2 separate regions of the Homo sapiens genome follow, and region 2 is linked to region 1. The links are chromatin loops, found by intact Hi-C in ENCODE. Cell type or tissue: ovary. All regions are shown on one strand. Links, peaks and the distances in the headings refer to the core of each region. The heading gives the core; the rest is flanking DNA. Region 1 has its middle 31 kb from the start of RPS24. Region 2 overlaps ZMIZ1 (zinc finger MIZ-type containing 1).

Evidence for each region. Hi-C counts contacts between places; a loop is a spot of excess contacts. Peaks named below come from ENCODE experiments on the same cell type or tissue, not always from the same donor. Only the 100,000 strongest peaks of a DNase experiment are listed, where the experiment ranks them.
Region 2: it touches region 1 in a loop (3-fold over the local background); 6 of 110 quality-filtered maps call a loop at or near these places.

The regions. Positions count from the first base shown.
Region 1 is chr10:78,056,682-78,072,435 of GRCh38, forward strand. It overlaps a transcript of RPS24 not described here and the pseudogene GNAI2P2. Among named protein-coding and RNA genes, the nearest start is that of RPS24, 31 kb to the left of the region's middle. In ovary, for the core only: no CTCF peak of the experiment used is centred there; no DNase peak of the experiment used is centred there.
Region 2 is chr10:79,193,905-79,209,658 of GRCh38, forward strand. ZMIZ1 (zinc finger MIZ-type containing 1) reads left to right here. Exons shown (of 25, transcript NM_020338.4): 5 at 7,680-7,788; 6 at 14,432-14,545. The coding sequence starts at 7,729. Among named protein-coding and RNA genes, the nearest start is that of ZMIZ1, 130 kb to the left of the region's middle. RefSeq lists enhancers at 1,901-1,990, 7,079-7,579, 7,580-8,080, 12,396-12,445, 15,720-15,754. In ovary, for the core only: a CTCF peak has its summit at 8,789 (motif pointing left); a DNase peak (open chromatin) is centred at 12,828; H3K27ac peaks cover 29 bases.

The DNA.
Region 1 (15,754 bases), core at 5,302-13,301:
ACAATTTGGAGCAGGGCAGAGCTGAGAGAACAGCAGGGAAACAGCCAGAGTCTTGCTCAAGCCTCCCTGAAGTATCTATACCCCTGGACTCTAGTTATGGGGGCTAATAAATGTTATATACTGTTTAAGGTAGTTTGAGTTGGTTTATCTGTCATTCGTTATTGAAAAAACATTTTTTTTTCGGCTGGGTGTGGTGACACACACCTGTAGTCCCAGCTGCTTGGGAGGCTGAGGCAGGAGGACCGCTTGAGCCCAGGAGGCAGAGGTTGCAGTGAGCTGAGATAGTGCCACTGCACTCACTCTGGCAACAGAGCAAGACTGTCTCAAAAAGAAAAGAAAAAAAAATTTCCATTTTCATCAAAAATTGTATTAAAGATTTTCTATGTGGTGGGTTCTATAATATATTCTTATAGGGAATAAGACCTATATTATCCTTCCCCTCCGAGAGCAATGAAAAAAACACAAATACTGAGGTGGGCAGATCACTTGAGCTCAGGAGTTCGAGACCAGCCTGGGCAACATAGTGAGGCCTGTCTCTATTAAAAAACAAAAAGAAAAGAAACACAAATATCACACATAATTATAGACAAACACATAGCCAAGTTGAGGAAGAACAGAAACAAAACCAAAACAGTTTTTCTGGGCTGATCACTGATCAGATAGAGATCATTTACTTGCCTGGCCTTTGCTCTAAAGATCTGGTTTCATGTTGGTTTTCTCCATGTTACTCATGAACCCCAGGAATTCTGGAAAATTCTTACCTTTCTAAGATCAAGAGTAGGTGTAGCAGTAGGAGCACTTTGAGTGTCAGGGTGACAGAGCCCAGAGGCAAGGCCCATCTGCAGGAAGCGAAGTGACAAGTTGCTGGGTGGCCCCTTGTGTGATCCTAGCATTGTCAAGGAAGAAATCTTAACTGATATTTGGGTGATAGGGAATCATGGGGAAGTGTGGGTGTGGATGGGGACAGCCAGAGACAGATGTGACTATTTTTTTCTTTTTCTTTCTTTTTTTTTGGAGGCAAGGACTCACTCTGTTGCCCAGGTGGGAGTGCAGTGGCTTGATCAAAGCTCACTGCAGCCTTGACCTCCTGGGCCCAAGTGATCCTCCTACCTCAGGCTCCTAGGTAGCTGGGACCACAGGCGTGTGCCACCATGCCTGGCTAAAATACATATATATATGTGTGTGCGTATATATATAAAATATATATGTGTAAATATATAAAATACATATGTACATATATTTTATATACTTATATATAAATATATACAATATATATGTACTATATATATTTTATATATATATATATATATTTCTTTTTGAGTCAAGGTCTTGCTCTGTCACCCAGGCTGGAGTGTAGTGGTGTGATGATGGCTCACTGCAGCTTCAACCTCCTGGGTTCAAGAGGTACTCCTGCCTTGCCTCCTGAGTTGCTGGGACCACAGGCACACACTACCACACTTGGCTAATTTGTTTTTCCTATTTTTTGTAGTGACAGGGTCTCCCTGTGTTGTCCAGGCTGGTCTCGAACTCCTGGACTGAAGCAATCTTCCCACCTCGGCCTCCCAAAGTGCTGGGATTACAGCCGTGAGCCACCACATCCAGCCAGCTAATTGTTTTTTATTTTTGTAGAGAGGTGATCTCCCTTTGTTGCTCAGGCTGGTCTCGAACTCCTGAGCTCAAGTGATCCTCCCTCCTTGGCCTCTCAAAGTGCTGGGATTACAGGTGTGAACCACTATGCCTGGCCAGATGTGACTTTTGCTTGAAATGTGCTCCAGAGCCCTGCCTAAGTCCCGCTCCTCTGAGAAGCCTTCTGTCCCACCAGGTCTGGAGGGCAAGTGCCAAGAAATGCTCTGAGCTGTTTCTTCCTGAAAGTGGGGCAGCTTGGGCTGTCAGCATGGTTTCTAGCACCGTTGGGGCCATGGAAAGAAATCTGTCTTCCTACAGAGTCACTGGCTTTTTATCCTTCCCCTTCTGTCCGTGGACATGTACCCTCTTGGGAGAGTATTGATCAGAGGGGACAGCACTGATCATGCCTTTGCCGGAGGTCTGTGCACACATCCGCATGGGCACCTGTTAGCATGTGCTTGCTAGAGCTACAGATGGCTTCCTGCTGCCCCACAGGTGGGGTTCTTTACCTTACTTTGCCCCTTGGTGGGTGGTGACCAGTGGGCTCCTTCCTGGAATATTTATGCATGCGGAAAAAACATGAACTTACAAAGAAAACCAAGTCTATTCAAGTACACTTAGCAAAATTAACATTTGTGATGAAGTAACAAATGTTTCCTTATTAATGCAATAATAACTATCTTGTGGCAGGTCTAATTACTACTATAATTCAAAGTAGGGATGGAGGCCCTAGTGACATTTGAAATATCTGTAACAGCTGTGATGTTATATGAAAATATCTGTGATTTCTACTGGCCACAAAGTCTCTGGAAGTGCTCAAAGTACAGGGATTTATTATCTACATTCATGATGGAAAAATCTTAGAAAAGAACCAAAAAAACACACAAAAAAGAAAAAAAACAAAAATCTTGGAGGTCAGGGCTGGGCGCGGTGGCTCATGCCTGTAATCCCAGCACTTTGGGAGGCTGAGGCGGGTGGATCATCTGAGGTAGGGAGTTCAAGACCAGCCTGACCAACATGGAGAAACCCTTGTCTCTGCTAAAAATACAAAATTATCCAGGGTGGGGTGGCACATGCCTGTAATCCCAGCTACTCAGGAGGCAGAGGCAGGAGAATCACTTGAACCCGGGAGGCGGAGGTTGCGGTGAGCCGAGATCGCACCATTGCTCTCCAGCCTGGGCAAGAAAAGTCTCAAAAAAAAAAAAAAAAAAATCTTGGAGGTCAGTGAAAATAAAGATGTAACTTTTTTCTTATCCAAGTTCATGGGACCCCTGCATTCTATCCGTGGACCCCATGGGGAGTGGCTGTGCTCCCCAAGTTAAGAACCCCTGGGTGACAGGTACTTTAAGAAATGCTTGTGTGTGTGTGTGTGTGTGTGTGTGTGTATTACATTCTGTAGATATATGCACCTATGCATCTACCAGGATTCTCCTACCCACAGAGAAAGCTACAGGGGACACCTCTTACCACTCCAGGTGGACCTGCTATGCACACACACACACACAGCCACAGGCATGTCAGAGACACACTGCATGTGTACATGCACATGCTCGTATGCAGCACATGGGGTCATGTGCACACACACCCCCGGAGAAGTGTACACACAACTTACACTTATACCTGCCCACAGAGCTGCAGGGACACATGCTCACACACACAAGCATGTGGACACATACTCCTGGCTCTGTACCCAGCGCTTCCTGTACACATGTGCACACAATTCTAAGTCCTAGGCAGGATGGACAGAGGAGGTCAGATTCATGCCATCTGGATACTGTCCCCAGGCACTAAGGAGGCCTAATCCAAGAGGATCAGAATCCTACCCAATCCACTCTCCCCAAGTGCAAACCAAGGAGCCAGTGAAACTCTAATCTGTACCCTAATGGGATTTGATCAACGTCGCTGTGCCACCATGAGTGGGGCTGCCACAGAGCCCTCGATTTGAGCTTGTCTGACCCCGTGGTGAGGGAGTAGGGCAGTGGGCCCAGTACAGTGCGGGCGCCCCCTCAAAGGAAAGCATTCTTCATTGGTAATGAACATTATGTCTGCAGAAACTAATGGCCCAACCTCCTATTCAGTTTATGTAAAATAAAACAGGCCATATGCTGCTGCTTTCAGAGTTTGGGTGTTTAAATTAAATGTTGTTCAATGAATATTCAAGCCCATTTGCTCCAAAGTTGTGCTCAATGTGGTGGTGGCTCTCATCCCCCTCCTTCCTCGCAGCCCCTCCCTGCTCCAGTACCCAGGGTATTAAGCCATTAGAACGGGGTGTGAACATCCAGGCATCTGTCTTCCAACGGAAAGTTGGATATTAAAATGCCGGAGCAGATGACAGTATAAATAAAGACATACAGTGAGAGGCTCGTCTGGTTATTTTTTTGTTTGGTAATTAAGACTGAGGAGGTTTTGACTTAAGTTCTGTCTTATTGAGAAACAGAGATAGGGGGCTGAGATCATTCCACCTCTTCCCTCTTTACTTTGCCCATCTGCCCAGAGAGCGGCTTCTGTGTTGGCCTCCATGTAACTGGCTTATTGACGAGTGTCATGTTGGTGGCATAGAGATGTGAAATGATTTTATTTTTATTTTTATTTTTTTTGAGATAGAGTCTCGCTCTGTCGCCCAGGCTGGAGTGCAGTGGCGCGATCTCTGCTCACTGCAAGCTACGCCTCCTGGGTTCACGTCATTCTCCTGCCGTGGCCTCCCGAGTAGCTGGGACTACAGGCGCCTGCCACCACACCTGGCTAAATTTTTGTATTTTTAGTAGAGACGGGGTTTCACCATGTTAGCCAGGATGGTCTCGATCTCCTGACCTCGTGATCCGCCCACCTCGGCCTCCCAAAGTGCTGGGATAACAGGCATGAGCCACCACGCCCGGCCGATTTTATTTTTCTCCAGCTAACTTCTCTCTGCTGAACTCTGTCAGATTATCCTTAACATGAGCTGGAGCAGAGTCCAGAGTTTTATGGTCAGTTATAACTGAGCCTGGTTCAAAACTGGCTCATCTCTGTTGGAACTCCCACCTTCCCCATCGGAGGCCCGACCGGTGCTTGGGTGAGGGAAGTGGGGAGGGGTAGTGTCTCTTCTCTCATGCCTCTGCCCACTCCAGAGCCTTGGGTCTTCCTGTCTGGGGTTGGAGGCAGGGCTTCCTGTGGGTGGTGGAAGGTGACTCTACTCTGACCCTCCTCTATCAGGGTTTGCTTCCCTGGCTGATGTGGTGGTTTCCATGTAGATGGTGGGGCAGGTGTCCTTGGGACAGAGTTCAGCTCATGCCAGCACCATCCATCACTGAATATCCCCTCTGAGAGAAGCTGGGGCTCTCTTCAGCCCCATGAGTGGTGCACTCCTCCAGCCCTCTTTCTGAGTGCGGCATTGTGTCTCCTGGACTGTCCTGGGATTCCGGCGCATCCTCTGACCTCCACATCTCCATGTGGCTCCACAGGAGGGGCTGTGAAATGGGGGTGCAGAGGCCCACACTCTTTTTTTCCTGAGCAGTCTACCCTGTGCCATCCATACTCTGCTGCTGGTGTGGGGTCTTCCACAAGCCCTCCACCTTCTGAGATCTCTAGGGGCACGTGGGCAACGTGCTCCATGCTCACATCTATTCCCAAGCTCCCGGTGTCCTGAGTTAGGCTCACGGGAGCACTCCCTCCCTAGATTTTGTTCCTCTCCCACGGCAGCCACAGAGTGGGGCTGCAGATCCTGCAGGTCGGCAGGCACCCGGCTCGGGAGGGAAACACCAGCTTCCATCTTTCGGGCACCCCCATTTCTTTTTTTTGTGGTAAGGAAGATTGGGGACTCTTTTTATATTTAATTTTTGAATAAATAATATATTTACATGATTCAAAAACCAAAAGAATATGAAAAGGCAAATATTATCTTTTTTTATTATACTTTAAGTTCTGGGATACATATGCAGTACGTGCAAGTTTGTTACATAGGTATACATGTGCCATGGTGGTTTGCTGCACCCATCAACCTGTCATCTACATTAGGTATTTCTGCTAATGATATCCCTCCCCTATCCCCTACCTTCCGACAGGCCCCGGTGTGTGATGTTCCCCTCCCTGGGGCACCCCCATTTCTATGAGGGATTCTCTTGGAGCTCCTCTCATCACAATGACGGCTCTCTACGTGACCACTTCCCCCACCATCCTCTTCTTTCTCTTCCCTCCCCAGTCTTTCCTATAGATGGTGTGTGTTGGTGGTTTGGGGTGGAGCCTGGTGTTAGAGGGGCTGGTTGTGTTTCTTTTTGATGAAGACCTTGGGGACATGTCTGCTGCTGGTGGGTCTCTTTAGATGTGTGATAGTGAGCACGTCTTTGCCCTTAGTTTTGTTTCCAGTGTCTTGGGGCAACAGTAAAAAAAAAAAAAAAAAAAAAAAAAAATCCCATTTGAGATCCTGTTGCACACATTTAGACTGAGAGTTTGTTTAGGACTAGAAAAATTTTAGAAACATCATGAGGGTCTTCCTGCTTTTCCCCTTCACTCCTATCCCTAAGTCACCTCCCAACCCAAATTGCTCCCATGCCTCTAATTATCCCCTCTGTGCAGGAGACCCCCAAGCCTCCTCCACCAGCCCTGAGCTTTCTCTGCAGGAGTCCTCTTAGCTATCCCACCACTTTCAGTCTGCTCAGACCCACCCTCATCATCTTTCCTTCCCTTCCGTCTCCCACAATCCAGGCCAGTGTTTTCTCTACAGTAAGAATTTGCCCCACAAGCATTCAATTGAGCAGCTACTGTACACCAAGTCCTGTGATAGGTGCTGGGGATACAGGGACAACCAAAAATGGTTGTTGCCCTCAAAGAACTCTTGGCATAGTGGTAGCCATTGACCCAAGAAGAGGTCCTCAGTATGAAATGGGAAGAGCTAAGGTAAGCACAAGGCATGAATATGCCACCTTTCCTGGGCACACAGGAATGGCTTCCGGGAGGGATGATCTCTGGGCTCAGTCTTGAATTGCAATAAGTAGCAAAGTAAGAAATAGGAAGGCATTGCAGGGAAAGGAAACAGCAAGAACAAAGGCGTGGAGGCATGGACTAGCATGTGCTGAGAACTTGGAGCAGTTCCATGTTCCTGGGGTCTAAAGTGCAGGGTGGGGAGTGGGAAAAGATAAGCTGGTTTCCTGACTCTGTTCCTAGCACCTCCCTCCTTTCAATCATCCATGGGCAAGTTGTGGTCGACTCCTCTGCAGTAAACCTTCACCCCTGCTGTTCACCCCACCACAGAGTTAAAGATGGGGTGGGGTGGCTGACCACATGGTATCTTCTCACTTGGATGCCATGTTGCCAGTAGGTGAGGATGGTGAAGTCTCCCCTGTGGGAGGTGGCCTGGAGGGACCATTTGGGGTAAGACAGCTACCCCAAGGCCAGCCCCTCTGCCCTCACCCTGATCCTTCCTCTAGGCTCCGCTTTTGGTCTGAATTCTTAATCTCCTCGATCTTTGACTTCCCTTTGCTTTCTTAATCCTTGAGTTTGCTGCAGAATTTGGCCCACAGATTTCATCTGGTCCCTTGAATAGGCAGTTCAGTTGGATCCATCTCCGTTGGCATTGACATTTTACACATGGCAGGATGGTTTTCAGGAAAAGGACCTGTGTTGTGTGGACCCTGAGGTATCTTTATGAGTTCCTGCCTGGCCAGCTCCCCAAAACTCCTGGCCACTACTCAACTGTCCTAGAGAATTGGGATCCCCTAGGTGAGGTCAGTTGGTAGCCTTCTTCCTTGGTGTGTGTGGGTTGAGAGAGATTGGCAGGGAGCCAGTGTCCCAGCTGAGAATCTGTTCCTGGGCTCAGAAGAAGCGGAGTGTCTCTGCCTAGTGACCCCGGGACATTCACAGATACGTGATCCGTGGTGGGTGTGCTCCATCCCAGTTTGATGGGATCCCTGGTCCAAAGCACGTACCTAGGCTCCTGGCTCTTCCAGGCAACTGGCGAGAACTCACAGAATGCATTTTCTTTTTTTTTGAGACAGGGTCTTGCTCTGTCTCCCAGGCTGGAGTGTGGTAGTGTGATCATGGCTTGCTGCAGCCTTGACCTCCCCAGCTCAAGTGATCCTCCCACCTCAGACTCCTGAGTAGCTGGGACTACAGGCATGTACCACTATACCGGGCTAATTTTTTTATTTTTTGGCAGAAACAGGGTTTTGCCATGTTGCCCAGGCTGGTCTTGAACTCCTGAGCTCAAGCAATCCACCCGCCTCTGCCTCCCAAAGTGCTGGGACTACAGGTGTGAGCCACAGTTCCCGGCCTAAATGCATTTTCTTTTCCTTTTTTTTTTTTGTTGAGATAGAGTATCGCTCTGTCGCCCAGGCTGGAGTGCAGTGGCACGATCTCGGCTCACTGCACACTCTGCCTCCTGGGTTCATGCCATTCTCCTGCCTCAGCCTCCTGAGTAGCTGGGACTACAGGTGCCTGCCACCACATCTGGCTAATTTTTTTTTTTGGTGGGTTTTTTTTTTATTATACTTTAAGTTTTAGGGTATATGTGCACAACATGCAGGTTAGTTACATATGTATACATGTGTCATGTTGGTGTGCTGCACCCATTAACTCGTCATTTAGCATTAGGTATATCTCCTAATGCTATCCCTCCCCCCTCCCCCCACCCCACAACAGGCCCTGGTGTGTGATGTTCCCCTTCCTGTGTCCATGTGTTCTCATTGTTCAATTCCCATCTATGAGTGAGAACATGCGGTGTTTGGTTTTTTGTCCTTGTGATAGTTTGCTGAGAGTGATGGTTTCCAGCTTCATCCATGTCCCTACAAAGGACATGAACTCATCATTTTTTATGGTTGCATAGTATTCCATGGTATATATGTGCCACATTTTCTTAATCTAGTCTATCATTGTTGGACATTTGGCTTGGTTCCAAGTCTTTGCTATTGTGAATAGTGCCACAATAAACATACGTGTGCATGTGTCTTTATAGCAGCATGATTTATAATCCTTTGGGTATATACCCAGTAATGGGATGGCTGGGTCAAATGGTATTTCTAGTTCTAGATCCCTGAGGAATCGCCACACTGACTTCCACAATGGTTGAACTAGTTTACAGTCCCACCAACAGTGTAAAAGTGTTCCTATTTCTCCACATCCTCTCCAGCACCTGTTGTTTCCTGACTTTTTAATGATCACCATTCTAACTGCACATGCGGCTAATTTTTTGTATTTTTATTTTTTATTTTTTTTTAGTAGAGACGTGGTTTCACTGTGTTAGCCAGGATGGTCTTGATCTCCTGACCTTGTGATCTGCCCACCTCGGCCTCCCAAAGTGCTGGGATTACAGGTGTAAGCCACCGCGTCCGGCCCCTAAATGCATTTTCTTGATAACTAGAGCCAAGCAATTCTGGAGGGGAACATGCTATAAGGAAACCGTTCATTGATTTCTTCATTCTTTCACTCTGGCAGAGGCTGCACTGGGAATTGGAGGATAGCAGAATGAAGAAGATACAGCTCCTTTTCTCAAGGGGTTTGTGGTTTAGTGGGAGCTGTGAGCAGGCTCTGTGATGTGTGTGTTTAATGGCAGTGGGCAGCACAGCCAGCCACCTGCAGAGGGGGAGGGGTGCTTCTTAATTCCTGGATGCTTTTAATCTGCGTGTGGTGGCAGGCCCACCTACAGGAACAAACTGCAGTGCATCAGACTATGGGGTATAGTTCTGGGACATATTGTGTGATACAGAGAGGGTGAGGTGCCCCCCAGGAGAGGAAGGCTCTGAACTGTGTCCATCAAGAGTGGCTCTGGGGTTGGCAGAAGTGATCTGTTGTTTCACTGGGCAGAGGCAGCCCTCCTGGCTTTCTGAGATCTAAGAGTCAGGTCGTGCTAATAATCCTGGACCTATTCCAGGGGCCCCTCCCACCACCCAGTGACAAAAGGAAGCAGCTCCAAGGCTTGGGACTTCCTTATGGCCCTGAAGCTAGGAAAGGGAGTGCCCAGGACAGGAACAACTGGTACACCCGAGCGGGGCTCCCTCCTGGTGTCTCTGCAAAGGGGAGTCATATCATCCCAGTGAGAGGCGGGAAGGGCAGGCGGGAGTCAGATGCTTTTTCTGTGAGTTGGGATTGCAGTTCTGCCTCCCCCAGAGTGTTTGTTATGAGCAAACACATAATTTGTGAAAGTGTTGGGAAAAGATCAGCTCCTGTGAAAAAATAAAACACTATTCACACTTCTACCTGATTTTTTCTCATTCTGGTGGAATTCCCCCCACCACAAATGAGTTTCTTAAAACCAAACAACAAACCAACCAGCTCACCCCCACCCACCCCATCACAACACATTTATTTAGTGCCTACTTGTTGTTGGTTACTTACAATGAAAGAAAGGCAGGCAGATGGATAACCTAGTTCAATATTTTACGTGAGATGCATTATTTTACTAAGTCCTTTCCAAACCATACCCATCAGATCCTATCTCCATGGGAGTGGAGAAATTTGAGCAACAGAGAGGTTAGGAAATTTTCCTGAGGTCACAGGGTTAGGCAGTAGCAGAGCCGGAATTTAAACCCCAGTCTTCTGTCTCCAAATGACCTGCTTGGCTAATGCTAGATTGGCCTTGAAAGGTTATATTTTTATTTGGTTGAGGAGACTCTTTCAGTTCCAGGCGACCAAAACAAACAATTCTTTATGCCATGGCTGGGCTGAAAATTCCTCAGTGAAGGGCAGTGGCTCTGGGAATATTTTACACATCTCTTCTCATCTTCAAAGGCAGCTGAGCCGTGGTGTCCTGGGTTCTGTGGTGGCCTCATCTGCAGACTCCCACAAGAATTTGGGGAAATCTTTGCAGGCATGTGGGGGTTGGCCCCTTGGGAAGAACATTCAGACAGTGTGGAGTCATAGCTGGTACCCAGGGCCCAGAAGATGCCCCACTGCTCCTTCGGGATGCCCCACGGGAAGTGCCGTTCCATTGTTGTGGGCGGAATTTTGTGGAACACAACCCCTTGGAGCCAGCTCAGGCACGAGGGTTGCATGTGGGGGGGCCCGGGCAGGGCATGGTTATTGGAGTGGGACAGGGATGGATCTCTAGATGGAAAGTGAGGCCAGCGGCTGGTGGGAACTGGATCTTGGAAGCCCCAGAGAGGGAGCAGCTGCTCTCTCTTGGGCTGCGTGGCTTAGCTCTTTGCCTATTTCTGAGCCTCTGCCCCATTTTCCAATTTGAGCCAGGCTTCCCCTGCTTGCTTTGACTTCTCTGCTCTGTGTGCCCCCTCCAGCTTCAGTTTGCAGGTAGCTTGGTTTTCTAGAGGGCCTCTTGTGGCTGTGACCACACACAACCCTAAATGCCATCACCATCTTACCTACATTATGTTTTTTCTTTCTACATTTTGTAATTTTAAACTAGATGAAGAATTCCATAAAACATGCAAAAAAAGCAAGGATGTGCCCAGTGCTGAAAGCCTGGGCCTGGAGTGAGAGTGTGGAGGCAGGAGGTAGCAGTGGCTCCCGGGTTAGCGCTGAGGAGCTGCATTTAGGTTAATGGGGACTGGGCCAGGGCAGGGGTGGGCCTAATGGTGACATTGGCAGTTGTCTGGAGCAGCCCTGGGAACCTAGCTCTGTGGAAGGCAGGGCAGGGGTGGTGTCCCCAGGGGAAGGGTGGTATCAACCCACAGACACACTCAAGGCTCAGAATCATTGGAAGGGGGTGGGTGGATGCTGGTCAGTGGGTGCCCAGGCTGGACAAGTGAGTGCCCCTCCAGACACAGGCATTGGGAGACTCAGCATGTGTTCCCCTCCCCATCACAGAGCAAGGCAATGTTTAAAAACTAGAATAGATGCCTAGGAAGCGGGTACTGTGGCCATTCCAGGCACCTAGAACAAGGGCAGGCTTCAAACAGGGAGCCCTGTGGTAACCCCTCCCATCTCTGGAGCTGAGGGAGGGGACAGGGGAAGCCAAGAACAGAGACAGGAAAAGGGGAAAAGTGGCCAGGGGGACAGACAGAAGGAGGATGGTCTTCTTGACCCCATCACCCTCAGGGCTGGGGGCACAGAGTTGGCCCATCCTGCCAGCCTCACCACCCCTCAGAAGAGGCCACAGTTCTTCTGGCTATGATTTTTTATTTTGAGACAGGGTCTTGCTCTGTCATCCAGGCTGGAGTGCAGTGGTGTGATCATAGCTCGCTGCAGCCTCTAACTCCTGGGCTCAAGCGATCCTCCTGCCTCAGGATCCTAGTCCCGAGTAGCTGGGACTACAGGTGCATGCCACTGTGCCTGGCTTTTTTTTCTTTTTTGGTAGAGATGGGGTTGCACTCTGTTGTCCAGGCTAATTTTGAACTCCTGGCTTCAAGATATCCTCCTGCCTCGGCCTCTCACAGTGTTGGAATAATAGGCATAAGCCACCACACCCAGCCCTTCTGGCTGTTCTTGATGGTGATGTCAGTCGTGCTCTGCACATTCTGTTTTTCATGTCGGTGACAGCATAGGTGACTTGTGCATGGATCTCCCTGGTGTTCTTGCGCTATTCAGGCCCTCTCACTTACTCTGATGTAGCTGGCAGCCTCGTCAGACTTGCTGACCCCTGTGTACTTGTGGAAGCAGATGGTGGGGGCTGCGTGTGATCTTCTCCTCACCTAGGTCCTTCTTCTTGATGAAGAGGATGACAGACGTTTCCATGACCACTTGACATAGATGCTGCCAAACAGCTTCATGTTCTGGTGTGTGTGATTCAGCTTGTCCTCAGCTCAGGCCACAGATGCTCAAGCCTGCACAGAAGATGGTGGCTGTGATGCCCTCAAAGCAGTGGGTCCACTGCTGCCCAGACTGCTGACTGCCACATCAGCCATCTTGAAGAGAGTAGGTCCCTGGAGGTGAAGGGCGTCTTTAAGCAGCTCTGCAGCTCCACCTTCTGTGTGGGGGCATGGTCACTCTGTGTCCTGTGGCTCCAGGTCGTTCAGGTGGAAGGCGGCTAAACTGTGGAGCTGGTGTCCTGTGGGTAACCAAAGCAGGATGAAACAGGCATCCCATGGAGCAAATCCAATGGGCAGCCCAGAGATTCCGGATGACGCTGGACAGCTTCAGTTTGCAGGTGGCATCTGGACAGGTCCTCAGGGAGTGCACCCTGGCCCACAACTGTGTAAGACATTGCAAACTGTTGCCTGGCATCATCCGTATGGAAGGGGTTGGCAAAGTCAGTCTGTAGGTTGCCTGTGGCCTTGACGATGGCCATGATGGCCTGGAGGGTGTGGCTGTAGATGACTGCCCTGCACAGCCAACCTTCCTCCTCTGAGTAACCATCCTCTTGGATGATCTGCTTTGAGGTCCTTAGGGCAGGTATCTATCTCTAGTCTAATCAAGGGAGAGCGTGTGGTACAACCATGGCTTCCTACTTCCTAGAGCTGCACCTAAGACAAAGATGCTTTAACACATCTGCCTGGACCAGGGGCTAGCTGAGGACATTTGCTTCACTCCAGACCATCAGCGGGAGGGCAGAACCTGGAGCATGGCTTCCCGGGCTCAGTGTCTCGTGCTCTGATCTTTTCAGAGTGGGCAGCTGCCTCTGAAGGCTCTGAGCCGGGAGACTGTGCTTTTGGGGAGGACCACGAAACAGCCATTGGCTGGTGGGTTTCCATTTGAAGTCAAGTCATTGGGAGCCCATGAAGAAGACAGAGTGCTGTGGGAGACCCACGTCCACAAACTCAGGAGTCTAATAATACCCTGCTCTGAGCATCTCCCACATGCCAGGCACTGTGCTCAACATTTTACGCAGGGAATCTCCTTTCATTCTCATAAGCCTGCCAGTAGAAAAGGACCTGATTACTGCCTTTACCCAAATGGAGTCACATCCATTCGTTCATCAAGTACTTACTGAGTGCTTCCTGGGTACCACGGCTGTACTGGGATATGATGGTGTACAACGGATAATGCTACTACAAGCTAACTGTGGACCAGAGACCATGCCAACTAAGGGTTTTACATATATGTATCCTCCCCGCCTTTTTTTTTTTTGAGACGGAATTTCGTTCTTGTTGCCCAGGCTGGAGTGCGATGGCGCAATCTCGGCTCACTGCAACCTCTGCCTCCCAGGTTCAAGTGATTCTCCTGCCTTAGCCTGCCAAGTAGCTGGGATTACAGGCACCCGCCAACACGCCCAGCTAATTTTTGTACTTTTTTAATAGAACGGGGTTTCACCATGTTGGCCAGGCTGGTCTCAACCTCCTGACCTCAGGAGATCCACCCGCTCTGGCCTCCCAAAGTGCTGGGATTACAGGCGTGAGCCATGGCGTCCAGCCCGTATCCATTTTAGTTCTTAGAACAACCCTATGAAAGAATTTCCATTAAAAAAGTCATATCCCCATTTAATTAAAGAGACTTCCCTTTTAAACCCATTTTACAAATAAGAAAACTGAAGTCCAGGGAGGTTAAGTTCCTTACAGAAGGTCACACAGCTAGTAAGTGTAACAATGTGAATTGGAGCCCAGGCCTGATGGCCTCTTATCACGCAATACAAAAATTCTGGGCAAAGATGAATCTCTGCTGGCCAAGGGGCAGCCTGGGGAAGAATGTTGTCATGGCCTTGGCCTAAGCTGGTTACTGTGTGTGTTGAAGTGGGGATGGGGAGCGGGGTTCTTGCGTGTGCCCCTCCCACCTTCCTCCTTAATTTCTGCCTCCTGTCCTCGATTCTGCTCCTCCTGCCCGGTGCTCCCCATCTTGGGGTCACAGGGATGCTTGGCCTCCACACTGTGGCACTGTTTGTGTCTGGGAGCTCTGCAGGCCCAGCTGGCTGAGCAGGGCCATGTTTGTCAGAGCTGCCCCTGCCAGCCATGTCCCCTGTGCCCCTGTGGACTCTCCTGATGTTGGAATCATGTCTTTACTGAATAACAAACTGTGTGTGTGTGTGTGTGTGTGTGTGTGTGTGTGTGTGTGTGTATGTGTGTGTGAGAGAGAGAGAGTTAGACAAAAGGAGGCCTTGGCATTAGGCCTTTTAATGAGCAAAGTGACAAGGTGACTGTCCTTAATTGGCTATCACAACAGCCAACCAGGTCCTGCTCCCTCCATACAGGCCTCCTGCCTCCTTGAAGTGGCAGCCACCACTCGATGCTCGGAAGGCTGGGGAGCAAGCAGCAGCTTTTCTCTCACTCTCTGGATCCGAGACAGCTTCTCCCCAGCAGGCACCAACTGGCTTGGCTGGCTTTCTGGAACCTGGGTGACAGCCTTCTCCCCTCTGCCTGGTTGCCTTCATTGCCTAGAGAGGGAGCTTTTGGCTGTTCGTTTGAAGCTCCCAGGTCATTATGATAAACTTCTTGTGTTAGAGCTACTGCAGAAGCCACCACTGAGAGTATGTGGTGAAGAGGCCAGTCCTATTTTGGAGAAGTTGGGAGAATGAGAGAAGACCTTGGGTTCCTGTTGCTTCAGGATTTCCATTTTAGCTGATGAGAGAAAACACTTACCAATGTCAGAGCCCTAACCTGGCAAGAGGTGGCTTTGATGTCATGGAAAGAGCACTAATGTGGCAGTCAAGGGACTTGGAGCCAAGTTCTACTAAGATAGTAAGTAGCTGCTAATAGTATATAGTGCTTACTATGGGTGAGCACTCTTCTAAACACCTTACATATTTTAATTCACAACAACCCTGTGAAATAGGAACATTACTTCCTCTATTTTATAGTTGATGGAATTGAAGCACAGAGAGGGTGGTGACTGGCTCAAGGTCACAGAGCCATTAGAGGCAGAGCAGACAGTCACGAGCCACTTCCCTGCACTCGAGGCCACTGTGTTGCCACTGTCCTGCTGCCAGAGGCAGGGCCGTGGGCCTCATGACCACAGGGGTAGCTGGTCGCCTGGCCCACCTGCCTGTTCCACCCACTGCAGCTAGGCTATGGATGTGACTGTCCAAAGAGTGTGAGGCAGCAAGGGATGGAGCTTCTTTTCCCAGGGACAAAAGGAACTGCACGGAGGGTGTCAGCACAAAGCTGCCCTAGCCAGCCTTTCCTAGTTGATCACACCAGTCATTAATCCACATGCAGAACGCAGTTTGGGTCCGGGCTCCAGGCTCCACAGTCATTGCCATGTTTTCACGGGCCTGATAAATGATTCTGCTATAAAGACTTGAAGGGCAACTGTGCAAAGTGGTTCTGAGCAAGATTCTTTAAGACCTTTGTACACATTCCCATTGAGTCTGAGGTCACCTTGGGACCAGGGGAAGGAG
Region 2 (15,754 bases), core at 4,963-12,962, 1.1 Mb after region 1:
AAGGATCCCAACTGATGCTGACATGTGCAGGTTGGCAGGTCATTGCTGAGCCCAGGGCTCATGAAGTTTGTCCCTTTGGGAGTCTAAGGCTGATGAAGGGGCTGTCTGGGATGTCCTCTGGACCCCTAGGCTTTCCCTTCTGGCTGTGTCTTGGAACGCAGCCTCTGCTCGCGGGCTGTAGGCAGAGCTGCCCACTCCTGCCACTGGCACCGCTTGCCCCAGGGGACCTAAGCTGCAGATGTGCATGGTGATTGAATCATTTCTGCACACCACTGCTCACACAGCTCCCCGGGGACCCCCACTTGCCTGTGCAAGCTGTCATGAGATGTGTGTGCTCAAGTGCATCTGTGTTGGCATCCAGCATGTGCACATACCTGCTGTGAAGTATGCAAGGGGTCACATGTGTATGTGCCTATGCACACGTGTGCTGTGCAGACGCCTCTCTCTGGGTGCGTGTGCATTATGTGGACTGATGAACTAGTGAGGCCTCAAAGGTGGGAAATAAAACACTTGTGTTGGGACAGCTGACTGTTCGGTTGGCTGCCACCCTTGGGAGCTAGCTGCCTGTGGAGCTCCACATTTCTGTGGGGCAGCTAGAAGCACCTCATCCCTGTGTCCAGTGAGGAGCCCCCTGAGGGCTGTTTGCCTCCCCCAGCCGTTGAGACCGTTGAGATGCTTCTCTCCTTGCTGACTTGGCAGCCCAGAGATATCCAGGGCTCTATTTGGACCTGTCAGAGGGGCTCCAGCCCAGCTCTGCTCACGATGCCCTCCGTGTCCTCTTCCTCTCCCCACCTCCGCTTCCCACCCTGCTGCATGAGGGCATGAGGCAGGTGTTCCCAGGCCTTTTCAGCTCTCAACGTTCTATCCTCCAAGCAGCCCTCTATACATAATAGCCGCTAACTTTTCTTGAACTAGTCTTCTGCACCAGGCGCCGCTAAGCATAGACACCCTCGCTCTGCTGGGTGGTGAGAAGTGTAAATGGAAGCTTGGTCCCGAAAGACGTCCCACGGGAGTTGGGAAGACCGAGCTGACCCCATGTTACCATCCAAAAACTTCCATTTGCCCAACTAAGCCCAGCCAAGCGTAAGGTGCAAGAAGAAGCACAGAGCTGTGAAAGGGGCAGCGTCTTGGCCTTGGGCTGCCCTGGAAGAACAGCTCCCGGGGCTGCCGGGCCTTCAGCCTCCCCATGGACCTGCCTTGGGACAGGCTTTGCAGCTTCAAAAGCAGGCATTCTCCTCTTGTGGGGATGGTGTTTTCTGAACAGCCGGAGCTCCTCACAGGGAATCCTAAGAGGCTGGTATTTGACAGGCTGCCAAAGGCTGGCCAGCCCGATCCTGTGCTTTGCAGACAGCGAAATGGAGGTCCAGCTCTCTGCCCTATTCACTCAGCAAAGCAGGGTCCTGATCCCCCATGCTGATTAGCTTTGCATGGCTCCTGGCTGCTCTGACCAGGAGACATGGCGGGGGTCCTGAGCCGGGATGGGGGTAGCCTGCTTGGTCTCACCCCCCATTCAGGGGCAGTAGGAAGGGCTGAGGCCACGGGTGCACCTGGGGCCAGGCCGACAGTGATCTGTTGGGCGGGAGCCCGGCCTCTCCGGCTATAGAGCTGCAGCCACGGAGGATTTGTAGCGACTTGTAAAGGCTTAAAGGAGTCCAGGAGCCCGGAGGCGGAGGCAGCGGCCCAGCTGAGTGGCGCTCTTGTGGCGAAGGGCGACCTCTGCTGGCCACCAGGTGCGTGTCACCTCCCAAAGGTGGCCGGTGTGCAGGGAGCCCAGTGATGTAAGTGACTGGATTTGGGCAGGTTGGGTGGAACAAGAAGGTCATCTCCTGGGGCCCAGTCACAGCCGGAGGTGGGGACTACCAGGAAGCTCTGACTGCCAGTCATGGGGAGTGCAAAGAACAGCACATTAACAGCTGGAAAGGTAGAGGGTTTGAATCTCAGCCCAGCAGCTTTCCGGCTGTGTCACCTTGGGCAATTTGCTTCACCTCTCTGAGCCTTTTAAGGATGAAGAAAATTAGCACTGCATAGGGCCTGGCCTGGTGCCTGAACATAGCAGGTGTAGAACAAATGGAAGATCCCAGCCTGCCCCTCAACAAGCTGTCTCTTGCATGCCTCCCTCAGCGCACCCTTCCTCTCTTTATGCCTGAGACCCTTTGCTCTCTAGGCCTTTGACCCTTTTACTCCAGAGACTGGAGCCTCCATCTCCTCCATTCCTGGGGTTAGTAACCGCAGTTCTCCATCATTGACCTCAACAGTTTAAAAATGTCACCTCACCTGTAGGTGCCTCCATAATCCGCTAGCCATTTGTTCTTTTATTAAGAAACACAGGACACAGCGCTGTCCCTGTGGTCTGCGATGTCCCTCCTGCCATCCATCTACCCACCCTTGGGTCTCACAGGTGTTGCAAGCCCAGACACTCACCCCTCGGTTCCTGTGAGCTGCAGCCCTGCCTGGGAGCAAAGCCCCCCTGGGACCTGGACCCAGCCCAGTGCCCCTTGGCCTTGAACAAAACACTGATGGGCCCCAGGCTCCTCAGAGTAAAACCAGTTGAGGCAGAGCGGGTAGATAGGGGACCTGAAAGCACCTTCGGCCCTTAATATTCCAGGAATCTTTCTGTCCAGAAGCCAGTTCAGTCCAGCCGCCGGCCTCCAGACAAGACTGCCCGTGACCCCACGTGGGGCCAGCCCGAAGGTGGACAGTCCCATCTCCCAGTTTGCTGTTAACTTCTTAAAGCAGGACCTGGGCCCCCGCTATGACTAAACAGAAAAGAACTGCCTCTGAGCCCTGTGGTCGCCAGCTGGGTGGATCTAAGCTCCTGTGCCTGCTTGGGGCTTCCAGGCAACAAGCATTTATCAAGGCCCACCGGGCTCTGCCCCCGGACACAATGTCAGGAGAAAGTTCCTCTTGAGAGGTAGACCCTTATGGGTCACTGACTTGCCCCTCTGCAGCATCCTGTTCTGCAGATGGGGAAACCAAGGCCAGGAAACCAGAGAAGCCCACTCGAAGTCCATCCTGGCTGGGGACACCTGGGTGCTCACTGGAGTGAGGGAGAGGACGGAGGGCCTGGAAGCACACCTGGAACCTCCACAGTGTGCAGGTCTGGCCCCCAGGTCACTTAGGTTTGTCAACAGCGCCCCCTGCTGGCTGCCTGGGCCACCGGTGGCCCTTTGTCCTGGTGGGCAGTGGCCTGCCGACAGCAGGATGAAGGCCTGCCGGGCATGAGGTTTCTTTGTACTTCTCTTCTGTCTCCTCCAGCTAGGAGCTGAGCCAACCCAGGCCTTTGTGGGATGGGTCTCCCTGTCCTGGCTGGCTGTGAAAGTTGAATTCTCTATTGGAACCCTGGCTACCAGTGTTCACCCATGCCCCCACGTGGGACCCAGGCCTTCACTGCCGCATGGGTATCACATGGTGCCTGGGAGACCACCAGGGTCCTTTGGCTCTGATGGGGCCTGGCACCAGGAACTGAGATGGCCTTGCTGAAGGTGGCACTGTCTTGCTCCTGCTCTGGGCTCTCTGTGTCCTTGTCTTCCACACCATGGTTTGTCCCTGACCCCAGGAGCCTTTGTCATGTGGATGCTGGCTGAGGGTCTGTGTGGGTAAACTCAGGAGGACAAATACAGCTCCCGCTTGGGTGACCTACAGAAGTAGCAAGCGGAGCTGCCCTGATTACGCCCCTGCCAACCCAGACCATACACACACACACACATACACACACACACACACACACACACACACACACCTGTACCCTGTCCCCTCCCCAGGACCTGTTCAAGAGTAAAAACTGTAAAGGGAAAGCCAGGATTCTAGAGCTGGCTCCTATCCAACAAGCTGTAACCTCCAAGCCTTAGTTTCTTCATCTGTAAAATGGGGATGTAACTACATTTTCTTATCTGTGCTGTGCCTGGACCAGTACCTGACTCATAGGAGGAGCTCAGCACATGGTCATCTAGTAGGTAAATGTGGGCTTGGACCAAGAGTTCCTTGAACACAAGAAAATGATTTCATTTTAATCTCCGCACGCCCAACCCATCTGGCCTAGGACCCCGCACAGTGTCGTTATTAAAAAGCATTTTGGCCAGGTGTGGTGGCTCACGCCTGTAATCCCAGCACTTTTGGAGGCTGAGATGGGTGGATCACGAGATCAAGAGATCGAGACCATCCTGGCTAACATGGTGAAACCCCATCTCTACTAAAAATACAAAAAACTAGCCGGACGTGGTGGTGGGCGCCTGTAGTCCCAGCTACTCGGGAGGCTGAGGCAGGAGAATGGCGTGAACCCGGGAGGCAGAGCTTGCAGTGAGTGGAGATCACGCCACTGCACTCCAGCCTGGGCGACAGACTCTGTCTCAAAAACAAACAAACAAACAAAAAAGCATTTCTTGGAGAGAAGAAGCATGTACAGATGAGCAAGTGGAGACTAAAGATGTTTGAGTGGATGAGTAGACAGGTGAACAGGCGGGCATTTGTTTTTATTATTGTTACTTATTTATTTTTAAATTTTCTTTTTGGATGCTCCCTCACCCCCCTCCTCCTTCCCCAGGCAGGTATTTCGATAGATAAATGATGGGTGGAGAAATTGGGCTTCAGGGTGTGACATGTGTGATAGGTGGTGGGTGGGATGAATGGAGGGATGGTTGGCAGGGTGAGGGTGGAAGAAATAAATATGGGTACAACCCCCACTTTCCCCTTCTTGCTGTAGAGCTCCAGAAAGCACTTATCAAAAATACAAATTCCCAGATGACCCAGCAACTCCACTTCTGAGCCTATGTTCTCTAGACTAATTCACACACGTGTGATGTGCCGATGTGAACGGTTATTCCTGCAGCACTGCAATGATAAAAATTTGGAGCCGGGCGCAGTCGCTCACGCCTGTAATCCCAGCACTTTGGGGGGCCGAGGTGGGCAGATTGCCTGAGGTCGGGAGTTCGAGACCAGCCTGGCCAGTATGGTGAAACCCCATCTCTATTAAAAATATAAAAATTAGCCAGGCGTGGTGGCAGGCGCCTGTAATCCCAGCTACTTGGGAAGCTAAGGCAGGAGAATCACTTGAACCTGGGAGGCGGAGGCTGCAGTGAGCCAAGATCACGCCATTGCACTCCGCCTGGGCAACAGAGCGAGACTCAGTCTCAAAAAAAAAAAAATTGGAAAAAGCTTCAGGGTCCCTCGTTTCAGGCTGGAGTGTGAGCCCCCAGAGCAGAGGGGCCTTGTCTGAGGGCTCAAGCCTTAGAACAGCACCTGGCAGGGGGCGATGGGCAGATGTTAGTTGGATAATGCTTCATCATACCTAGGAATACTGTGCGGCCATTAAAAAATGAAAAGGTGGCCAGGCGTGGTGGCTCACACCTGTAATCTCAGCACTTTGGGAGGCCGAGGCAGGGGAATCACGAGATCAGGAGATTGAGACCATCCTGGCTAACACAGTGAAACCCCGTCTCTGCTAAAAATACAAAAAATTAGCCAGGCATAGTGGCAGCACCTGTGGCCCCAGCTACTTGGGATGCTGAGGCTGGAGAATCGCTTGAACCTGGGAGGCAGAGGTTACAGTGAGCCAAGATTGCGCCACTGCACTCCAGCCTGGGCGACAAAGTGAAACTCCATCTCAAAAAAAAAAAGTTCTTTGTGTCTTGATGTGGAATAAACTTTGAGATGTATCATCAAGAGGGGGGAAAAGAAAGCAACATCCAAATAATGTGTATAGAATGTTATTATTTTATGTTTTTAAAAATGTGGCAAGAAATAGTGTGTGTAGATATTTGCTTCTAGATGAGACTCTCCAGAAGGGGGACTGATGGCACTGGTTCTCCTAGAAAGGGCACCAGGGGACTGGGGACGGGGTCTGGACCCAGGACTCGATATCTTTGTGGACTTTCTGATTTTTGAACCATGCAAATGAATTACCTGTTCAGACACACATGGAGCAATGAGAATTGCACCAAGAGCTACACATCCTTTAAAGCAATTGGAGGAGGAACAGGACTTTCTTCCAAAGGCTGGGGCCAGGCAATGGTGTTGGGTCCCTCAACAAGCGTGTGTAGAAGGCAGACAGGCAGACAGGCAGGCAGACACAACCTACACTTCCACCAGCTGCGAGGACTTGGCACATCTGGGGCCTCAGTTTCCTCATCTCTAAAATGGAGATGATCCTGGCCTTAGAGAGTGTGTGTGAAAAGGAAAGGAGAGAATGCAGGTGTCCAGCACGTGAAAAGTCCTGGCTGACATGGCCAGAGATGAGGGGTCTTTAGTGGGGAGTGCGACAGAGTAGCAGGGAAGGCTTAGGGCCCCAGGTCTCCTGTCCAGCACCCTGGGTGTGATCCAAGTGTCTGCAGCCTGAACTGTCCACTGGGGGCAGGAGGGCAAATCGAACTGGCAGCGGGCAGTCTTCTGCCTTGGCCCAAGGACCTGGACCCCTAACAGTGGGTGGACTAGGGCTGTACAGTCCTTCCTCTCTCTACCTAGATCCCCGCCTTTGCTGTGTGGCCTCCCTGGAGCGGCCTGGGGACTCCCAGGGCTTTTTCGAGCCGAAGGAGCTTCCTCCACTTAGCTCTGTCATCCAGAGGGAAGTCCCATTCATGCTAATGGCCCTGAGCACTCCCTTCTCCTGCACTTCAGGAAGGGTGAGCCTAGTGCCAAGCCATCCCTGCACCCGCACTGTCAGCCTTGCACAGTGGAAACCGCGGGCTGGCAGTCAGGAACCCTGGCTCCTGGTGTGGGCTCAGACACCACTTGATGTGCCACCCTGGCTTTTCCCTTTCTGTCTCTCAGCCTCAGTTTCTTTATCTAGAAAATGGGTGTGGTGCTCATTCTTATCCTCCTTTTCCAGGAGGGCAAAGTGAAAACAACAGAGTTGTGAGTGGTTTGTAAATTATGAACAACTCAAAGCCTGAGGGACTGGGGGAGGGCAGATGCCACCTGAGATCTCCACTCAGAGCACATGTGCATGTGCATGTGCACTGAGGGTCGTCATATGGGAAGGTCCCCCTGCATGCACATGTATGAACACACACACACATACACACGTACACACACACACGTGGGCCAAGCCCTGAACCAGGAATCCAAGGGGAATTGCCACCCCCTCCACCACCCAAAACACACATGCGCATACAGAAATGTGTGCACCTGGCTGGGCGTGGTGGCTCACACCTGTAATCCCAGCACTTTGGGAGCCTGAGGTGGGCGGATCACCTGAGGTCAGGAGTTCGAGACCAGCCTGGCCAACATGGTGAAACTCCGTCTCCACTAAAAATACAAAAATTAGCCGGGTGTGGTGGTAGACACCTGTATTCCCAGCTACTCAGGAGGCTGAGGCAGGAGAATCGCTTGAACCTGGGAGGCAGAGGTTGCAATGAGCCGAGATCGCGCCATTGCACTCCAGCCTAGGTGACAAGAGCAAAACTCCATCTCAAAAAAAAGAAAAGAGAAGAAATGTGTGCACCTGCATGTGCAGTTCCTTATCCCCTGGTGGGCATGCCTGCCCAGTGCTCACATGTGCCACACATGGAAAGCACCCAGAAGCATTTCCTGCCCTCAGCCCAGTGGGGTACCCCAGGTGCAGCCCCACAGGGCCCAGCAAAGGACTCTGGAACCTGCCAGTGTTGTGGCCAGAGGGCAGTTGGGAGGCTGCTCAAGGTTGGCAGGCCTGGCGTGATCCAGTGACAACCTCTCCTTTCTCTTCGCAGGCTGGACAACGTTCATGGCTCTCGGGTAGAACCTAGTGAAACGGCCAGAATGAATTCTATGGACAGGCACATCCAGCAGACCAATGACCGACTGCAGTGCATCAAGCAGGTGGGTGTGGGGCAAGGCACACTCCGAGGGCGGGGCAGATGGGGCGGGCTGCAGCAGCAGGGCATCTGGTGGGTTCTGGCTGGAGACGATGGCAGGGCCTCCTGACCACCTACCTATCGAGGCCGTTATTGGCATGCTGGCACTGACCAGCCTAATGCTGGAATCACATGCCTGGGTTTCAGTGCCAATGCTGCCCTGTCCCTTTCCACACCCTTCCCAGCTGTGTGACGTTGGGCCAGTGTTGTGGCCTCTCTGGGCTCTGTTTATGTGCAAGGATGTAGTGATGCACCTGGCACTTCCATCTCTCTCCCACCACCTCCCTCCCTAGAACTAAGCTCCCTGCCCCTTTGCTCCAGTCGTTCTCAAAAAAAAAAAAAAAAAAAAAAAGTCACAGGCTGGGTGTGGCAGCTTACGCCTGTAATCCCAGAACTTTGAGAGGCCAAGGTAGGAAGATTGTTCGAGCCCAGCCTGGGTAACATAGCAAGACCCTGTCTCAGAAAAAAAAAAAAAAAAAAAAAAAAAGAAAGAAAGAAAGAAGGAAGGAAGGAGGGAGAAAGAAAGAAAAGAAATTAAAGCTGAGAAAATTTAAAAATATTTACTAATTTATTTAAAAATAAGAACCCATTATAGGCTGGACCCAGTGATTCACACCTGTAATCTCAGCGCTTTGGGAGGCTAAGGGAGGAGGATCACTTGAAGCCAAGAATTTGAAACCAGCCTGGGCAACATAGTGAGACCCCATCTGTATTTTTTAAAAAAAGAAAAAAAAAGCCACAAGACAAGAGGTCCTAGGAAATCATATCATTTTACAGGAAAGGAAACAAGTACAGAGAGGGGAAGTGGGTAGCCTGAGTCCACTCAGCCCCTCTGGTGCTGGGAAGACCTAATTCCAGTGAGTGCCATGGTCCCCACCCTGCTGAAGCTCATACCAAGCCCAAGAGGCAAGCTGCCCAGGAGTTCCCCTATTTGGACTGCCGGGAGGTGGGGAACCTTTCACAGGGGCGCCCCCAAGCGGTGGCCAGGAGTGACGTGCCCACCTGCTGGGCCCAGCTCCCACTGCCCAGGCTGGCAGCTTCCCTGCACAGACCCACGAATGTTATTCACTCCAGGAAGGACCAGGTACAGTGAGAGGGGCATGGGCTTTGGTGTCAGACGCCTTGGACCCAAGTGCTCATTCCTTTATGGACCCATGGTGAGATCTCAAGCTAGTCCTCCATTTCTCTGAGCCTCAGCTTCCCCATTTGTCAAATGGGGCCTACCTCGTAGGATGCTGTGAGGATGTTGTGGGTGATGCACGTAGCCCAGCCCTGGTGTGTGGTGTCCATTGTCCTCAGTATGTCAGTGACAGGGAAGGGAGTGCTGGGGCTCAGGCCCCTGGCCTAGGCCAGCTTAGCAGGAAGCTCAGGCAACCAGCATGGGCTGCTGGCCCCTGGGCTTCCGCCAGGCAGAACTCACAGCCCCCTACCCACCCAGCCTTCCCTCCTTGAGGGCCAGGACCCAGACGGAGCCTCCCCAAGGTGCCTGCCCAGTGGAACTGAGGCTGTTCCTCGAGAACGAGGGTTGTGTGTCTTCTTATTAGCATCGAGCAGAGGAATCTTAAAGTCTATGCAGGGTATGTGGAGAGGAAATTGAAGAAGGCTTGTTACAGATTGAACCCAGCCCAAATGGCTCTCCCAAACGCCAATTACACGCCTCTGTTCACCGTGGCAGAATAGAAACCAGACGCCAAGACTCCCTCCTCCCCCACACTCCCTCCTCCCACTCAGGGTTCTGCAGGGCTCTTTCCTAGCTCTACCTTTCACTCCGTTTCTCCCACCCTTGGCTCAGCTGGCAGGGGCCCCGCCCTCCAATGGAATGCTCATGCCTCCTGTGCATGGGACCCTCTGCATGGCAGGCACACCACTCCTGCCGAGACCTGCTCTCAGCCTCTTTCCTCTTGGCACCTAGCTCCGTATCACCAGGGGTCAGGGTGCACCTGACTTCTTTGGCCCTCCCTGGGTCCATCTTGGGCAGAGGCCCACCAGAAGCCCCTCACAGCATGGCACACAGCTCAGTCACCATTCCGTCGCTTACAAACTATGCAGCCTTAAGTTGCCGCTTCACTTCCCTTCATCTATAAAATGGGCATCATAATTAATTCACATTCAACCAGCACATGCCAGAGCCCACACCACCCTCCCTCACCTGCCCCGGCACACACATGCGTGCACACACACAGAGGGCTCTGCTTTTGAGCCAGGCAGTGGCGCATTTGTGAGTGTGCCCAGATGCCCCCTGGGCCATCCAGAGCTCCCTACGTGCTCCATGCCCCTCCTCCCACATCTCCGGTCAGACACAGCTCAGTGCTGACATCTGTCTGCTCCACAGCTGCCCTAGAAGTCAGCCTCGGCTGGCTGGGGACTGTTGATTCTCAGGCATCCTGTAACCTAATCAGAAGAGAAAGGCAAGCATGTGTGCACGAGCTGAGATGACGAGCTGTGCAGACCTCAGGCTGGTAGGGGCTCACCTCTCCACACAGCCTTCCCTTCCTGCCCTCACCTTGGTTGTAGCCTTTGCTGGCGTTCACCAACCCCCACCCTCTGCACCCTGCTGCCCATGTCCCCTCACAGCCTCTATCTAAGCTGCCTTTGCCCCTTCTCAGCCTCTTGGTACTGGGAGAACCAGTGCTCCCTCTCTGCAACATGCCCTTCTCAGAGATCACTGCCACATCCCAGCTCTACATGGAGAGCCCTGCAAATCAGCTCATTCCTGCTCAGCAGCTGCCCTGAACCCCAGGGGCCCTTCTGAGCATCTGTACCCCATCCCTGAGCTTGAACACTTCCTGGGCACCCAGCTGTCTCACCTACTCTGCTCTGTCTCTCTGGAGCTATGGGCCCTGTAGGAATACATCAGGTCTCCCACCAGGTTGAGCTCCTTGGGGGCAAAGGACATGCCATATTCATCTCAAAATCACAGAGTCTAGCATAGCATCCAGCTCAGAGTGGGGCCCAGCTATTTTAGGTGGGCTGAGGAGAGGGGTGGACTGATAGATGGATACATAAGAGAATGGATGGATGGACATATGGGCAGATAGTTAGATGGGTGGGTGGGTGGACGTGTATAGATGATGAATGGATAAATAGATGAATGAACAGATAGGTGGGTGACTGGATAAATTAACTTCTGGATGAATGGGTAGATAGGTAGATGAATGAAGGGATGGATGAGTGGTGGATAAAGTGGTGAATGGATGAATGGGTGGGCTGGCAAGGAGACAGATGGATGAATTGATTCATTTAGGATGGATGGATGGATGGATGGATGGATACACGCATAGATGGATGAATGGATGAATCACTTGATTCACAGATGGACTGGTGGACAGATGGATTGATAAGATGAATTCATCATTTCAAGGCATTGGTGTGCCCTGTTCCTGCCCCAGCAGACTCAATGGCATTGGATATAGCCCAACTCTTCTGAGGAATTATAGAGATGGGCAGGCTTTCTGATGGGGGACAGAGTACTAGTGTCCAGTAACAGCCATAATTAGGGAGGCCTCTGCCTATGATTCAAACATGTGCTCCCATCCCCAGCCCATCAACGGCTGGCCAAGCTCACCCCTGCCCTGCCCTGGCCCCTCCCTCCACCTCCCACTGGGGCTCATTCTGCAGTGGCCATGTTGCTGGCCTACACAGCAGGCTCACCATCCTTTGGACAGTTAACTGCTCCCCAATCATTTCCCATGGGGTTCAGCCTTGTGCCAGCCTTTGGGGTTCCAGAGGTGAACAGGAGGCTGTTTCTCCCCTCAGGAGGCTCAAAAGAGAAACAGAGAACCGTGGAGGGGCCCTGGCATCAACAGCAGTAGCAGTCTTTCCCTGGGCTCCTGCTCTGTAATGAGTTCCTTGTCGTTTCTCAACTTTGCGGCAGCCCTGAATGCCATCACTACCCCGTTTCACAGATGAGGGTCTGATGTGCAGCAATGTCTCCTGGGCTGCATGGCTCAGCAGCTGAGACGGGGTTTGGACCATGTCTGTTCTGCTTATCTCACTAGATCACTTTGTCTCTCTGTGCACTTCAGTCACCTCTTGGTTGAAATAGGTGACAAGGGCACAGAGAGGGGAGGGGGCTTGACCAAGGCCAAAGAGCTGCACAGTAGCCATCATTGTATTCCCAGCACTTTGGGAGACGGTGGTAGGAGGACTGCTTGAGCTCAGGAGTTTAAGACCAGCCTGGGCAACATAGCAAGACGTCGTCTCTGTTAAAAATTAACAACAACAACAAAAAGTAGCCAGGCATGGTGGTGCACACCAGTAATCCAAGCTACTTGGGAAGCTGAAGTGGGAGGATCACTTGAGCCCAGGAGATTGAAGCTGCAGTGAGCTATGATCGCACCACTACCCCCCAGCCTGGGTGACAGAATGAGACCCTGTCCAAAAAAAAAAAAAAGCCAGCAAAGGGGACACTTGATGTTTTCTTCAGCAATGAGGTGTACCCACAGCCTACAGGCCACACAAGCTGTCTGGGGTGAGCTCTGAACGCTGGTGAGATACTGAAGGCTGGGCACTCGGGTGCCAGAACCAGACTGGGCCTCTGAGATGGACCTCAGAGGCTACCCCTGCACCCAGAGCCCCAAAGTGGGGTGCTGTGACCAGCTGGGGGCAGGCAGCTCTGAGGCAGCATGCAGTGGCTCCTGCCCCTGCTAATTTGGTGTGACATCACTGAAATAAACAGAACAACTCGGTTAGCAGGGGTGGCTGGTGGGCAGGAATCAGCTGATTTGCATGGCTTTCCACGTGCAGCCTAGATACCACCTGTGGCCTCTGAGGGGCATGCTTTAGAGAAAGGGCACAGGAGGCAGAGGTGAGGACCCGCCGCTGCCCTCTCAAAGGGCTTGTTTCTGTATGTTGAAATTACTCCTGTCTCACACAATTCAAATGCAGGGAGCACTGCCTTTGCAGAAGGAGCCAGGGCTGAGAGCGGCCACATGCAGCTGTACTTCCAGGAGAGCCTTTGGGAGACAGAGTCAGGGCCAAGGGCAGCCCCACATGGGAGCACCCCACGCGCCAGGCACTTTGCCAGGGGCTGTATAAGCCTCATCTTGTTTAAGCCTCACTGCGGCCCCGTGATGGAGGGCTTTGTTGCTGCTTGCCTGCCCTCTTTCTCTCCTACATCTCTTTCTCTCCCTTTACTTCCATGGAAGGAGGACATTCTCCTTCATTTCACTTTCCTCCACCCATTTTTAAATACCTTGCCTCGCATGAACTACATTGTAGCAACAGTCACGGAACCTTAAGCGAAAGAAATAAAACCCCACCACCAAGTCATGTTCTGTCATATCCCCATTTTACAGATGAGGCTACTGAGGCTCAGGGAGCTGAGGGGACCATCCTACGTCAGTGGTTGAAAGTGGGTGAAGGCAGAGTGTGGATTCCCGTAGCTCCCCTGCCAATTCTGGGCCCTGCGGCTCCTAGGCCCCTCCCTGCCCTGGCGCTGGGGCAGGCTCATGCTGCAGGTCGAATGGAGGGACTGCCCTGGGTGGCTCCTGTTCTGTTGTTTCTCCCAGTACCAAGGCAATGGGACCTCAGGAGGTGCCATCATCTCTGCAGTGGTTCACACTCCTGTGCTGTGGACACCCTCCAGGGGTCCTTCAGGAGGACACAGTCAGTTACAGCCAAATTGGGCCAGAGCCCCATCCCAGAATCTCACCTTTGCCCCTAATCTGCTCCTTGCTCCTAGCCACATCTTTTGTCTCCTGGACTCAGTACCCAACTCAGAGGGCCTGAGGAGACGGATAAGAGTGAAGGGGGGCATGGGAACCACCCCTTTGCTTTGCACCTCACCCACCCCACCAGCCCTGCAGCCTGGGCCTGAAGCGGAACCAGGAGGCCCAGCACCCTGGCACCAGAATTCAGTCTCCATCGACTCAGACTCTGCCTGGCAGGGGCCTGAGCTCAGGCTGACTTCCCCAACCATGCCAGCAGCCTCTGAGCGGACCCAGGCAGGGCCCAGTACGTCACACACAGCAGCCCCTAGTGTGAGGACAGTACAGGCACGTGTGCTTCCTTCACCCTCCCAGCTGGCTGTGGCCTCCCCCAACCCATCACCTTATGTGGCTAGGGCAGAGCAGGCTCCAAAGCCAGAGCTGGTGGGAGCCCAGTCCTGGGCTTTGATGGCGGTGGCTGGGCAGTCAGGAAGGAATCTCCAGGGCCAACCTGTCCTGGATCAGGGAGGGAGAACTCCCGGAACCCTGCAGGGATCACCTTCCGCCACCCCCACCAGCATCCAGAAAGCACTCTGCTATTAGTCACCAGCCTTCTCTAGACCTTGGTTTTCCTGTCTTTGCAATGGGGCTACTAATCCACTGGGGTGGGGATGGGGGTAGAGGTGGAGGTGAGGGTGGGGGTGGAGGTGGTGGGGGTGGAGTGGAGGTGGATCGGGGAGGTGGGGTGGAGGTGGGGGTGGGGGGGGGTGGGAGCAGGCATGCCGAGCACAGGGTGTGAAATCGAGCATGAGGAAACTTACTGATCCCAGCTACCCCTTTACCCCTTTCTGTGAACCTCCTCCCCAGTGAGGCTGGGTTCTTCCCACCCCAGACCCCCACACGCTGCCTGTGCTACCCTCACTCTTGGAGCCTCAGCCGCCTCCTTTTCCTTTCCCACAGCACTTACAGAATCCTGCCAACTTCCACAATGCCGCCACGGAGCTGCTGGACTGGTGCGGAGACCCACGGGCCTTCCAGCGGCCCTTCGAGCAGAGCCTGATGGGCTGTTTGACGGTGAGTCTGCACCCTGTCCGCCTGCATTCCTGCCCAGGAAGGTCAGCTGAGTGCTAGCGTGCCTGTCCAGGTTTCAGAGAGGTTGTCAGACATTGGGAGGTGACACCAGTGAGAGAGCTGGGAAGACACTGGTGCTGGGGGGATGGCCCTATTTGGTGTGTCCCCCACGTGCACACCCTCAGGGGACCTGGAGTTGATGAGGAGGCACAGTCCCTAGGGATTGTGTGGGTTCCCACACTTGATGAGAAAGACGCAGTGTTCACTTTGCAGGTCACTGTTCCATCATAAGCACAGTAGAGAAACTCTCAAAGGGTTTTCAGCCATTTTTTATCCAGTCATTCATTCATTCATTCACTTAGCAAACATGTATGGAGCTTCTTTTGTCATCATCCATCCATTCAGGTAAGCATTGATTGAGCCCCTCTTACATCCATCCGTCTAACCAAATGAGCATTGATCTCTCATTGATCATGTATGATCCCTCTGCTAAGTCCAGGGAAACTGAAGATGAATAAGGCTTCACCGAGCCTGGTTTCCTCTGTAGCGGAGGAGGCAGATGTGTAAAGAAGTGACTGAGAAAATCATGTCCACAGTGAAGGCAGCACAGGGAAGGGAATCCTGAACTGGCTGGGTGGCGGGGCAGGGTGCATAAAACTGAGGAAAGGAGCTACCCTCCATGGGCAGGAGTCTGCAAAGCAGCAGAGGGGCAGGAGTGCTCGGGGCACAAGCAGCAGAGGGGGCAGGAGTGCTCGGGGCACAAGCAGCAGAGGGGGCAGGAGTGCTTGGGGCACATGGAACAGCATCTGCAAAAGGCCACACACCCGATGGAACCCAGAGAACAGGAAGGGTCGAGGCTGCAAGCTGGGCAGAGGCCAGGTCCAGAGTTTGTGGTATGATCGGCCAGGCTAAGGAGCTTGCCAGCCAACAGGGCCCCATGGAAGTCACTCGAAGCTTGAGAATGTCCCCAGCCATGTGGCCTGTGTCCATATGTGTGATGACCAGGGAGGGCAGCTGCTCAGAAGGCCCTGAGTCCACTTTGAAAGGAATGTGGGTAAACAGATGGCAGGGGAGCCCGCCTATCCTGAGGCTGGGAGAGGATGTCTGGCCAGGCGGGAACAGCGGGCATGGCCCACGGGCACCAGGCTTCCTGAAAAGCTGGAAGGAGACAAAAGGCCCACATGGCCTTGGCCTGGAGAGGAAGAAATAGCG